2 separate regions of the Mus musculus genome follow, and region 2 is linked to region 1. Evidence: chromatin loops called from intact Hi-C (ENCODE). Cell type or tissue: heart. All regions are shown on one strand. Links, peaks and the distances in the headings refer to the core of each region. The heading gives the core; the rest is flanking DNA. Region 1 holds the start of Prc1 (protein regulator of cytokinesis 1). Region 2 holds the start of Cib1 (calcium and integrin binding 1 (calmyrin)).

Region 1 (5,373 bases), core at 243-5,242:
CTTTGCAAATCCTGTTTGAATATTATTGTAAATAAAGCCTCTGTTCTCTCTCTCTCTCTCTTTGTTTTTTGTTTGTTTGTTTGTTTGTTTGTTTTCAAGACAGGGTTTCTCTGTATAGCCCTGACTGTCCTGGAACTTCCTCTGTAGAGTAGGCTGGCCTTGGACTCAGAAACTGCCTGCCTCTGCCTCCTGAGTGCTGGGATTAAAGTGGTTTTTAAACCACTGCTGGGCACCTCTGTTCTCAAATGCAATATCTTTGTAGTCCTAGACATACAATCTCCTTTTTTACATAGTGAGACTTTCCTGGGGGCTTCATGTGCTTCATGACCTGGACTTTCATTGTTTACTCTTGGAGGAGGTTTGGTCTGTTGCTACATATTGTAATGTTAAATTTTGTACCAGGAGTGAGTTCTCACATTTATCAACCTTTGTTGTACAAACCTTGCTCCTTAATTTAAAACTATTGGTTAAATAAAATGGAACAGCTAATTACTGGAAGGATTAGAGATAGGTGGGTTTTGAGTTACATGGTTGGAAGTTGCAACAAAGGAGAAAGAAAGGAGACAGAGGGAGGAGGAAGCCACTGTGAGGGAAGATGGACCATGAGCACAAGGCCAGGAGAAGCGGCAAGTGTCTGGGATACACCACTGGGGAGGTAGTGAGGCTAGCAGTTAGAAAAGTAGATTAGGGGTGACTGCCAGTAACTGTCATAGTCAAATAAAATAACCATAGCTGGGTCTCATTCTTACGTAAACTAGACAGGGATAAGATTAAAATAGTTCAACGATCCTGGGCCTACTCCGTTTTCCCTGGAGGGAGTCACTAACCTCCCGTGTATAGGAGGAGGAAGGCTGCAGTGGCCCACAGTGGTGCACACACGCCTTCCCATCCTAAGGTTCTGTGCTCCAGTACACTTCCAGAAGATAAATGTGTTACTGCTCTAACTTAAACAGACAGGTTTACTTGTTCCTTTTTTGAGACATGATCACTGGCTAGCCTAGACTTATGTAAACCAGGCTGGACTCGAAGTTATCATGATCCTCCTGCCTCTCACATGTTGTAATTACAGGTTTCTATTACTGTGCCTAGTAAATAAAATATTATGTTTTGTTTTCTAAAAGTAAGAAAAAAATCTTTCTGATGACAAACTCAATGACTTTCTATAATCCCAGCACATGGGAGGCTGAGGCAGGAAGATGACTGACAAGTTCAAGACCAGCTTGGGCTATGCAATGAGTTTCATGCCATCCTGGTGTACAGAATGACACCTTGTCTCAGAAAAAACAGGTGTGTCAGGGTGTGATAGCGCTTGGCTTGCTAGGGTGTGATAACCCTAGCACTCAACAAATAAACAGGCAAATAAACAAATATCTTTATAGTTGTAATTTTACTACTGTTATGAATCAAATATCTGTTATGTAGGATGTCTGCTATTCTACTCCTGTGATAGGGCTATTTGACACCCCCCCCCCCCCAAAGGGCTCAAGACCCACATTTTGAGAATCACAGCTTTGGATTCTACTTCCTAGACCCATGCAGTGGGAGGAGAAAACTGAATCTTTTAAGTTGCCCTCTATTCTCCACACATGACCACCCCATATACACACACAAATTTAATAAATGTATTTATCATAAAAAAGAGAAGCAAATAATGAGACTCTTATAGATGGTACAGTTGACCAATACAGAAAAGCAGACAATTTTAGTTATAATTCAGTATAAACTAGATTTTGTTTTATTTTGGGCCTATAGATGGAAGCTAGTGGTTTAAAAGCGCATTGCTAATCACCAGTGCTGTGGGTAACAAGGATACTCCAGGTAAAGTTTGGTGCAGAAGATAGGTTAATAAGTACCTCTTCGCAAAGGAGAATTCAATAATTACACTTCTACAAATCATTTTGGAGGAGGTAGCAAAAAAGAAATTCATCTCAGCTTTATTACAAATTTTAGTCTGAGTAGCAAAGGAGATACTCCCATAGCAGTGTATTAGGTAATAGTAAATCATTGAAAATGGGATACAGATGCTATGGGTCAGTGGGAAGAAAAGGACACACAAATACTTTGGTTGTTTTTTGTTTTTGTTTTTTGTTTGTTTGTTTGTTTGTTTTGGTTTTTCGAGACAGGGTTTCTCTGTGTAGCCCTGGCTGTCCTGGAACTCACTTTGCGGACCAGGCTGGCCTCGAACTCAGAAATCCGCCTGCCTCTGCCTCCCAAGTGCTGGTATTAAAGGCGTGCGCCACCACGCCCGGCTACACAAATACTTTGATGTCATGTTCAAATTGTGGAGTTTTCCTGATTTACCTAAATCTTATAATGTGCAAGAAAAACAAAGCCCAAATCACCATTTGCTCACAGCTAAATTGGGCAAGTCAGTTTTTTCCTGTAGCCCAAACTATTTCCCTGTCCTGTCTCTGCCGCCTACGTTCTGGAAAAGCTACTCAAATCTTTTTCTTCAGGATAGTGATGATCATTATTAACAGGTGTGTTCTAATGATTAAATGCGATAAACTTGTCCACTAAGGTACCAGGACCAAGAGCCTGGTTTTTTTTTCCTTCTAAGCTTTCCTGCTAGTCCCTGCTCCTCTTGGGACATTGGAGAGTAGCAAGAAGTCGAGCTGTTCTGGCAGTCTACCCAATACTTCTCAGGAAGCACAAAAATTTGAAACCCAACGGCAGCAACTCAGTGGGTACCGGTGACATCATCGGCCACACCCCTACACCCCACCCTTGAGGCGGGCATAGGTGCACGCATGCGCATATTGAGGCCCGCACGCTCCCCGTGCAAGCGCTTCCCACGCCCTAGGCGGTCTCTGTATCCCAGGCCTAGGCAGCAGCCCTTCGCAGGAGGGGCGGGACGAGGGCGGGGCTCCGTGAGTGGCGGACGCGGTAACCAATTGTCATTTGGCACCGCCTCTGGCTCGGTTTGAATTCCGCGGGGTCCAACGGCTCGAGAGTGGAGACGGACTCCGGGTGAAGTCTGCTGCGGCTGGTTACCGTTCTCCGTCCCGCGCGTGGCAAGTGGAGGGTCTCGATTCTGGACAGCTTGGAGCGTCCACCATGAGGAGAAGGTGCGGGTCTCTTAGGGGCGGGACCCATTACTGAGGTGCGGGTCTGGTACCAGGTTCGACAAGCTGGGTTCGCCGGTCTTCAGGCACCGATGTCTGTGGCTGGGGCGCTCGAAGCCGGCTCCGGAGGGCATCTGTGCCCGAGGCCACTAGCGGGGCGAGCAGCGGGGACAGCGCGGGGTTGACACGCTTCCTCGAGGCCGGGGTGGGTTTGTCTCAGGCCTGGCGTAGCTGGCGGCCGAGCTCAGGTGCCGCCGCAAGTCGCGGCTACTCGGCCTCTTCTCTGTGTAAACGCTGAGCATGTAATGGTGTGGGCTTCTCATCTCTTGAGTATAGTCTGTAATCGCATTGCTCGGGAGGCTAGAACAAAATCGATTCGAGTTTAGCCTAGGAGATGTAGTTTAAGACTAACCTGGGCTACGGAGTGAGACAGTACAAAAAGCCCTGAAGTTTTTTTAACCTTAAAGTTTTAAATGTATCGTTTTTTCTTCGTGTCTTACAGTTCCGCGTTTTTACTTGAGTTAGGAAGACGGCTTGAGCCGGCCAGTGGTGGCACACGCCTTTAATCCCACCACTTGGGAGGCGGAGGCAGGCGGATTTCTGAGTTCGAGGATAGCCAGGGCTACAGAGTGAGTTCCAGGACAGCCAGGGTTACACAGAGAAACCCTGTCACAAAAAAAAAAAAAAAAAAAAAAAAAAAAAAAAAAAAAAGAAAGAAAGAAAGAAAGGCTTTATTTCCTTGCAAGTTAACAAATTCGAATTCTTTTCCGGTCGTTTTAAGATTCCCAGGCGGGGTTAGAGAGATGGTTTAGCGGCTAAAAGCACTGATTGCTCTCCCAGAGGAGGTGGGTTCAATTTCCCAGCACTCACAAGGCAGCTCACAACTGTCTTTAACTCCAGTTCCAGGTGATTTTTGACACCCTCACATACAGACATACATCTAGGAAAAACACCGACGCACCTATGAAAATAAATAAAAAGAATCCTCTATTAAAAAGAAAATTCCCGGGCACTGCTTGGGAGTGCCCGATTGGAAATCCAATCAGAACTGACTCTTTGAGTAAAAGGCTGAATGCCGTTTTCGAATTTATAAAATAATTTTCTGCAACGAGTTGGGTGACAAGGCTTTGTAATTTCTAAGAATCTTGGTTTTGTGATTATAGATTTTGATCATTTTTTTTACCCCCAGATACTTGGCCTCAAGAGTCTGGGAATAGAATGAAAACAACTGACAAGTAGTATTGTGAAAAGAAATTGAGTACAAGGCTAAGGATTTCAGATATTCCCATCTGAATGACGTTATTCATTAAGCCCTTCTGGGGTTAATGGTGCATTATGAAGACTAGTAAAATCCTAACTTACACTGAATAGAAATTTGTATTCAGAGTATATTTGGATATGATTACCCTCACCTGTAATCTACAGATCTCAGGAGTTCAAGACAGGGAGTTCCAGACATCTGCAATATAAAGAGATCCTATTTCAAAATAGGAAAGCCAGACAGCTGGGTGAGGGGCACATCTATCCCCCCCACTGTCTTGGGAGGTAGAGGTGGGAGGTTCAAGGCCAGAGCAGCTTATAAGAGACCACGCCCCTCCCCCAAGAAAATAAAGTCTTCCAGTATGGCTTGTCCAAGTATTTTCTGCTTTTGTTTTGTTTTTTGTTTTGTTTTTCGAGACAGGGTTTCTCTGTGTAGCCCTGGCTGTCTTGGAACTCATTTTGTAGACCAGGCTGGCCTCAAACAGAAATCCACCTGCCTCTGCCTCCCAAGTGCTGGGATTAAAGGCATACGCCACCATGCCTGGCTATTTTCTGCTTTTTAAAAAACTTCTGAGACACACTTGTTGAGATTGCAGGAAGGCCACACCAATCCCTTGTCTTGGTTTCAGTCGGATTTGAGATCCTTGAATTTATGTCTCAATGTTGTATTTTAAAAAGATTTCTTTATTTTATTTATTAGGGTAGGGTGCTTTTAAAACAGGGTCTGTACACAGCTCTGGCTGCCCTGGAACTCCCTGTGTAGGCCAGGCTGGCCTCAACCCCAGAGATGCAGCTGCCCCTGCCTTCTGAGTACTTCTGAGTGTGGGGATTAAAGGAGTACACCACTATATGTGGTTCCTTTTTGGAGGGCTGGGATGGGGGAAGCACTAAGCCAGCTCAATTAATTATTTTCCTTTACCTGGGCGTGGTAGCGCACGCCTTTAATCCTAGCACTCGGAAGGCAGAGGCAGTCGTATTTCTGAGTTTGAGGCCAGCCTGGTCTACAAAGTGAGTTCCAGGATAGCCAGGGCTACACAGAGAAACCCTG
Region 2 (5,373 bases), core at 177-5,176, 61 kb before region 1:
GGTCCGCTGCTCTGGGGGAAGCAGCTCACAAAAGCGTCTGTGGGCTCTGGCAGAGAGAGGGGAACTTATTGGTGGCCTCAAGCAGTCAGTCTCCCTGTATTTATGACATCCCCATTCTGCGGTTTGAATGCCCTATAAACCAGCTGTGAAACTAAGTCACACACCCAGGATTCCCAGTCATTGGGCAATCTTTAGCCAAAGAGGGTAATTCACAAAACAGCAGAGGCTTGGGGGGGTCCCTTCTTAGGGTGGGCAATTATAAGAACTTACCCATGTCTGCAAGACACTATCTGAAGGGACTCTGACTAGCTTGGTGAGCATGGTTCTGGCAGGCCTTGCTCACTCTGCAGGGCCCAATTCCTTCTACCTTGCTACAAACCTACATTGCTAAAGCCAGCCCCCAAAGTCTATTCCCCTATTTGGCCACTTCCTCCTCCTGAGGCCGACGACCAAGGTCCAGCTATCAAAGTATTCACGTCCAGCAATCAAAAGCCCCCTTTGGCTAAAATTAAACACCTCCTCGTAGCCCAGGGTTTCCCCTTATACCTTTATAATCTGCCATTTTCCTATGTCCATGTCTGTCTCCTCTCTATCCAGAGGCAGTCCTTTCTCCTGTAGGACAAATACTCCTTCCACCTCTCCATTGTTCCCTTCCCCTTCTTCCTGTCTTCGAACTCATGTCTTTGTTATTTCTTGCCCTCTGTCCCTCTAAGGCAATAAATCTCCTTTGTGCTAAGAACTTGGTCTGGGGGTCCTGAGCTGCGACTTTCCCTTTCAGTGTCAGGCATTCTTTGCAACAGTCCTGGCAGGAAAAAGATAACTCTAGAGACATCTGTGCCTGTCCCTTTGGCTATTGAACTACAGAAACAATGTCCCCCGAGAAATTGGAATTCCCCGGCAATCTCGTGTTGTGAGAAGGATGAATTGAAGCCTGTTGTCTACTTAGGAGAAAATGTCTACCAGGAAGAGATTTTACACAGACGGCTCTGGTAACTTGTCAGAAGATCACCTTTCATGAGACTAGAGCTGAGACAATGAAGGAGAGACTCCATCTTGCCCAGGACTGCTGCTTAATTTTACATACCCTTGCCCTTTATTTAAATATAAACCTCACATCAGCTGGACATGAAGATTGACTTAAAGATGGGGGGAGGAGCGGTCATGTCCATTCTTAGCTTTTTTTTTTTCCCAGTATGGCCACATTGGATACATTTCGTTTCTCTGCTTTTCAATATTGTCCCTTTCCTTGGCCTACTGAGGACAGGTAGCACAGCCTAGCTGGTTAGGACTGCCTGTGTGGGCCAAGTACCTGGACTCTAACATTACAGTAACAAAAACACATGTTACCTCCACTCCAGAGACTCCTCTCAGCCACCACCTCTTTCCCAGTAGAATTTCATTGTGGGGCTAGGAACCTAACTCAAGCGCTCTGGCCAGCAAATCACTTATAGTGTGCTTTATAGTCAAGTTCTCAGAACTCTCTGAACCTGATTCCTTGATCTGTAACCTCCTCCTGAAGTAATGTGTGGATCACTCAGGAGCTACTGGGCAGAGTAAGGGTTCAGTAAACGTTAACGGTTACTGAATTAAACAGGTAAAGTTGGGATTGGAGCGAGCCACGTACAAGACCTCTTGGTTTTGCCAGAGGGCAAAGTCCGCAAAGAGTCACAGCAGTTCCTTTTAGAAGCGAGCAGGAAGCTCGGCAGTGAGGAGGCTAGAGGAGCTCAAACAGTTCAACTTTTCCTGGATACACAGAAGTGTTTGCGTGGTGCAAAGGTGAGGCTCTGGAGCGGGTGGGACTTGCACTCTGAGCCTCCGACTCCAGATCCAGTGATCCTGACATCCCAGAAGCACAGCCCCACCCTCGGAGGTGAGACGTCCAATCCGTATCCCGCGAGAAAAGTACCCGCAAAGCCCTCCCCTGGCAATCCCGAGTTGGAGGACCGGGGTCAGGGCAGCACTCACAGGAGGATCTCCTGCTTGGTCAGGAACGTCAGGTCCTGAAAGGCAAATCCAGACAAGGGTCTGCAAGCCGCCCGAAAGCCACGGCCGCCCCGCCACCTGTTCCCCGAACCCCACTCCCCTGCGCGGGCTCGCACGCGAGCTCCGCGAGAACTGGCGCCCCGCGCACCTGGTACTCGGCCAGCAGCTCCTTAGACAGGCGACTGCCCGAACCTCCCATCGCCGCGGTGCGCGCACAGCTAGGCCAACTCTCCCCGGGACGCCGGCAACTTTCTCACTTCCGTCCTCGGGGCCGCGTCCCCGCCCAGTCCCCGTAGCAACCGCTGCCTGGCCTCCGCCCCCGGGCCCGCCCCTGCCTACAGTGCCCCGCCACCCTTAGCGCCGCTCAGCGGGCCGGCTCCCGGCTCCCCGCGGGCCCAGGAGAGCTGGAGGGAGGGCCCGGGGAGGAGCCGGACGCATCGGGGCGGGGCCCAGGCCTCGTGGCCCCGCCTTCTAGTGGGCGGGGCGGAACGAGCCATGCGCACGTGATGCAGACTGCGCCTGCGTCGCGGTCTTCACGCGTTTGCTGAGTTCCGGGACCCGTCTGTGCACTGAGCCTTGAGATGCATCCGCCTCACCTAAATCAAGTGCAGAAGACCCCAGCTCTGGGTGGAGGCGGGTAACCTCCATACTCGCTCCCGGGCTGGAGGAGATCCGGTGCCCCTCTGCGGATAGGGTCAGTCCTAGACTGTCTCACGGGACAAGAGCTGCAGCCTCTGCCACCGTGCCAATTCTTCCAGAAGAAGCTTAGCTTCCTCTTGAAGTGGCTCTTGAAGGTGTTTACTGGATTGTGCAGTTATCGCCCATTCGTGGAACAGTTAGCAAGGTAGGCTTCCATTTTACAAACAGGTTCAATTTCAGTGATGTGTCCGGACTCCGGTATTTAGAGGTCAGTTCTGTCCACAGGTCCCTCCTGCTGTTTTATCGTCACAGCTGGGGTGCCTCCTTTGATTCCTCCCACAAATTGCGAGCTTCCAGCTGTAGGAACCAAGATTTGCCCTTCTCTCCTCTCAAATAATAATCAGATGCAAGTATGAACATATTTACACTGTGTGAAAAAGTGAAGATTCCAAGCTTCCGGAGGAGGAAATGTGGATTTTGTGATCTGGGTGGTCAACTTGGTTGGATCTGGAGTCAAGGAGAAGGGAAACAGCTTGACACTCCTGTGAGGGATTTTCTTTTTTCTTTTTTTTTTTTTTTTTTGCTTCGTCACCTGGCACAACAGGGCCAAGTCAATTACAATTTATTTGAGAATATTTTAACTTCGTACTGGACTGGTATTCATTCCTAGAGAAGTCTGGTCCTTCATCCGGCCAGTCCAGCTAGATGTTCCATACCCTCTGGGTAGGAGACTGTAAACCTTGCTTCTCATGCTTCTTTCTCTCTGCTCCTTCTTTAGCCTCCAGGAGAGGTGCAGGCTCTACCGCAAAGCCCAGGGGCTATGGCTTGCTTTCCTGGTCCACTCAGGGTCTTACCTCATAGAAACCCCTGAGCAGAGGGATTTTCTTGATCAGTTTATTTGAAGTGCGAAAATCTACTGCGGCAGTGCGCTCAGGTGGCAACCCGTACCAAACGGAAACGGAAGATGGCTTTTGGCCTGTTTGCCTTGGCTTGCTGATAAGTCTCTATCCTGTACCTGCCACTAAGGATTTCCTTTAATGACATTAGAATCATAGTGTTCCAGCTGCCAACTCAGATTGAAGACCAACAGCTCTCTAGGAACCCAGCACCGGCTTGGGACTGCAGAGATGCATCCTTGGGGACAGCTGCCGCTGTTGATCAGCCCAGACAATACTGAGTAAACCAATTTAATAAATCCCCTCTTAGTAAATATTCATCAGTTCTGCTCCTCGAGAGCAGTAATTCTCACCTTCCTAATGCTGGGACCCTTTAATTCAGTTCTTCACATTGTGGTGACCCCCAGCCATAAAATTATTTTTGTTGCTACTTCATAACTGTAATTTTGCTACTGTTATGAATCATTATATAAATATCTGTGTTTTTCAATGGTCTTCGGTAACCCCTGTAAAAGGGACAGGACTCACAGATTGAGAAACGCTGTACTAGAGTAAGCTAATACAGATTCATTCCCCCCGCCCCTCCCCCCAAATCAAGGTTATTTAAAAAAAAAAAAAATATATATATATATATATATATATATATATATATATCATTGAGTTCATTTTGAGTTGTTCATCTACTGCATGGAGCCTGCCCTAGAGTGTGGTGCCTGGTGTATAGATTTATTCTTGACCCTTCTAACTAATTCTCATTCTGAGCTTTATTAAGCCTGAGCATGTATATCATACTTTAAAGTTACTAAATAGGTTGAACCTGGTGGCACAGAGCTGTAAGCCCAGTTATTTATGAGACTTGTATCACAAGATCACAAATTCAAGGATAACCTGAGCAACAGTGTGAAACCCTAGCTCTAGACTTAAAAAAATAAAAAATAAAATAACAATAATAATAATAATGAAGTAGGGGATAGTGATGTGTCTTAGAGTTTCTATGGCTGTGATAAAAGCAACTTGTGGAGGGAAGGGTTTCATTTTACAGCTCTCAGGTTAACTCTATCACTGAGTAAAGTCCAGATGTCAACCTGGAAGCAGGGACTTAAGTGGACACCATGAAGAAACACTGCTTACTGGCTTGTTCCTCATGGCCTGCTCCAACTGCTTTCTTATTCCACCCAGTACCATTTGCCCAGTTTTCCCTGCATGTGTAGTGAGGTGACCATCTGCATAGGACTTACCACCACTTCCACGTGTGCTTTCCACTGCAGGCCATGGTGATACCCAAAGCAGTCACTTTTCTATGGGACAGGTCTTTTTTTTGGTTTGTTGTTATTAAGACAGACTCATGCCATTCATATTGGCCTGGAGCTGGCTATGTAGCTATTCTTATTTTTAATTTTTCTGTAATTTTTTATTTTGGGTGTCTGTGAGTTGAGTGTATACACACAGGCATCTGCAGGTGCCATGGGGACCCAAGGATGTTGGAACTCTTGAAGCTTGAGTTGCTGACACTTGTGAGTCACCTGACCGAGGACTGGAACCCCAGTCCTTGTGATTGTGTAACGAGCCGTCTGAATTGCAGGTCTCCAGCCCTTAGCCTGGACGTTTTTATTCTCCTGCCTCTACTCCTCAGGCCCTGGGATTGTCAGTGTGTACTGTCATGTTCCGCTTCTGATTAACTCGTTTTAAATTTATATGTGATTAATGGTGTTTTGCCTGCATGTATGTCTGTGTATTGCATTGTGCGTGGTGCCCTTAGAGGCCAGAAGAGGGTGGCAGATGCCCATGTGGGTCGGTGCTAGGAATTGAACCTCTGGAAGAGCGGCAAGTGCTTTTGGCCATTGAGCCATCTCTC

What was found. A loop is a pair of places that touch in the nucleus more often than their neighbours do. Peaks named below come from ENCODE experiments on the same cell type or tissue, not always from the same donor. Only the 100,000 strongest peaks of a DNase experiment are listed, where the experiment ranks them.
Region 2: a loop joins it to region 1, with 7 times the contacts of the local background. A loop is called at or near these places in 1 of 42 quality-filtered maps.

Annotation. Positions count from the first base shown.
Region 1 is chr7:80,291,524-80,296,896 of GRCm38, forward strand. Prc1 (protein regulator of cytokinesis 1) reads left to right here and starts at 2,953. Exons shown (of 15, transcript NM_001374624.1): 1 at 2,953-3,068. The coding sequence starts at 3,058. Vps33b (vacuolar protein sorting 33B) reads left to right here. Exons shown (of 23, transcript NM_178070.4): 23 at 1-56. It also overlaps a transcript of Rccd1 not described here. In heart, for the core only: a CTCF peak has its summit at 2,893; a DNase peak (open chromatin) is centred at 2,808; H3K4me3 peaks cover 2,419 bases; H3K27ac peaks cover 1,652 bases.
Region 2 is chr7:80,230,379-80,235,751 of GRCm38, forward strand. It overlaps Cib1 (calcium and integrin binding 1 (calmyrin)), which reads right to left and starts at 2,427. Exons shown (of 7, transcript NM_011870.5): 1 at 2,132-2,427; 2 at 1,966-2,000; 3 at 1-46. The coding sequence starts at 2,182. It overlaps Gdpgp1 (GDP-D-glucose phosphorylase 1), which reads left to right and starts at 2,515. Exons shown (of 2, transcript NM_178752.3): 1 at 2,515-2,827. In heart, for the core only: no CTCF peak of the experiment used is centred there; a DNase peak (open chromatin) is centred at 2,383; H3K4me3 peaks cover 2,748 bases; H3K27ac peaks cover 1,724 bases.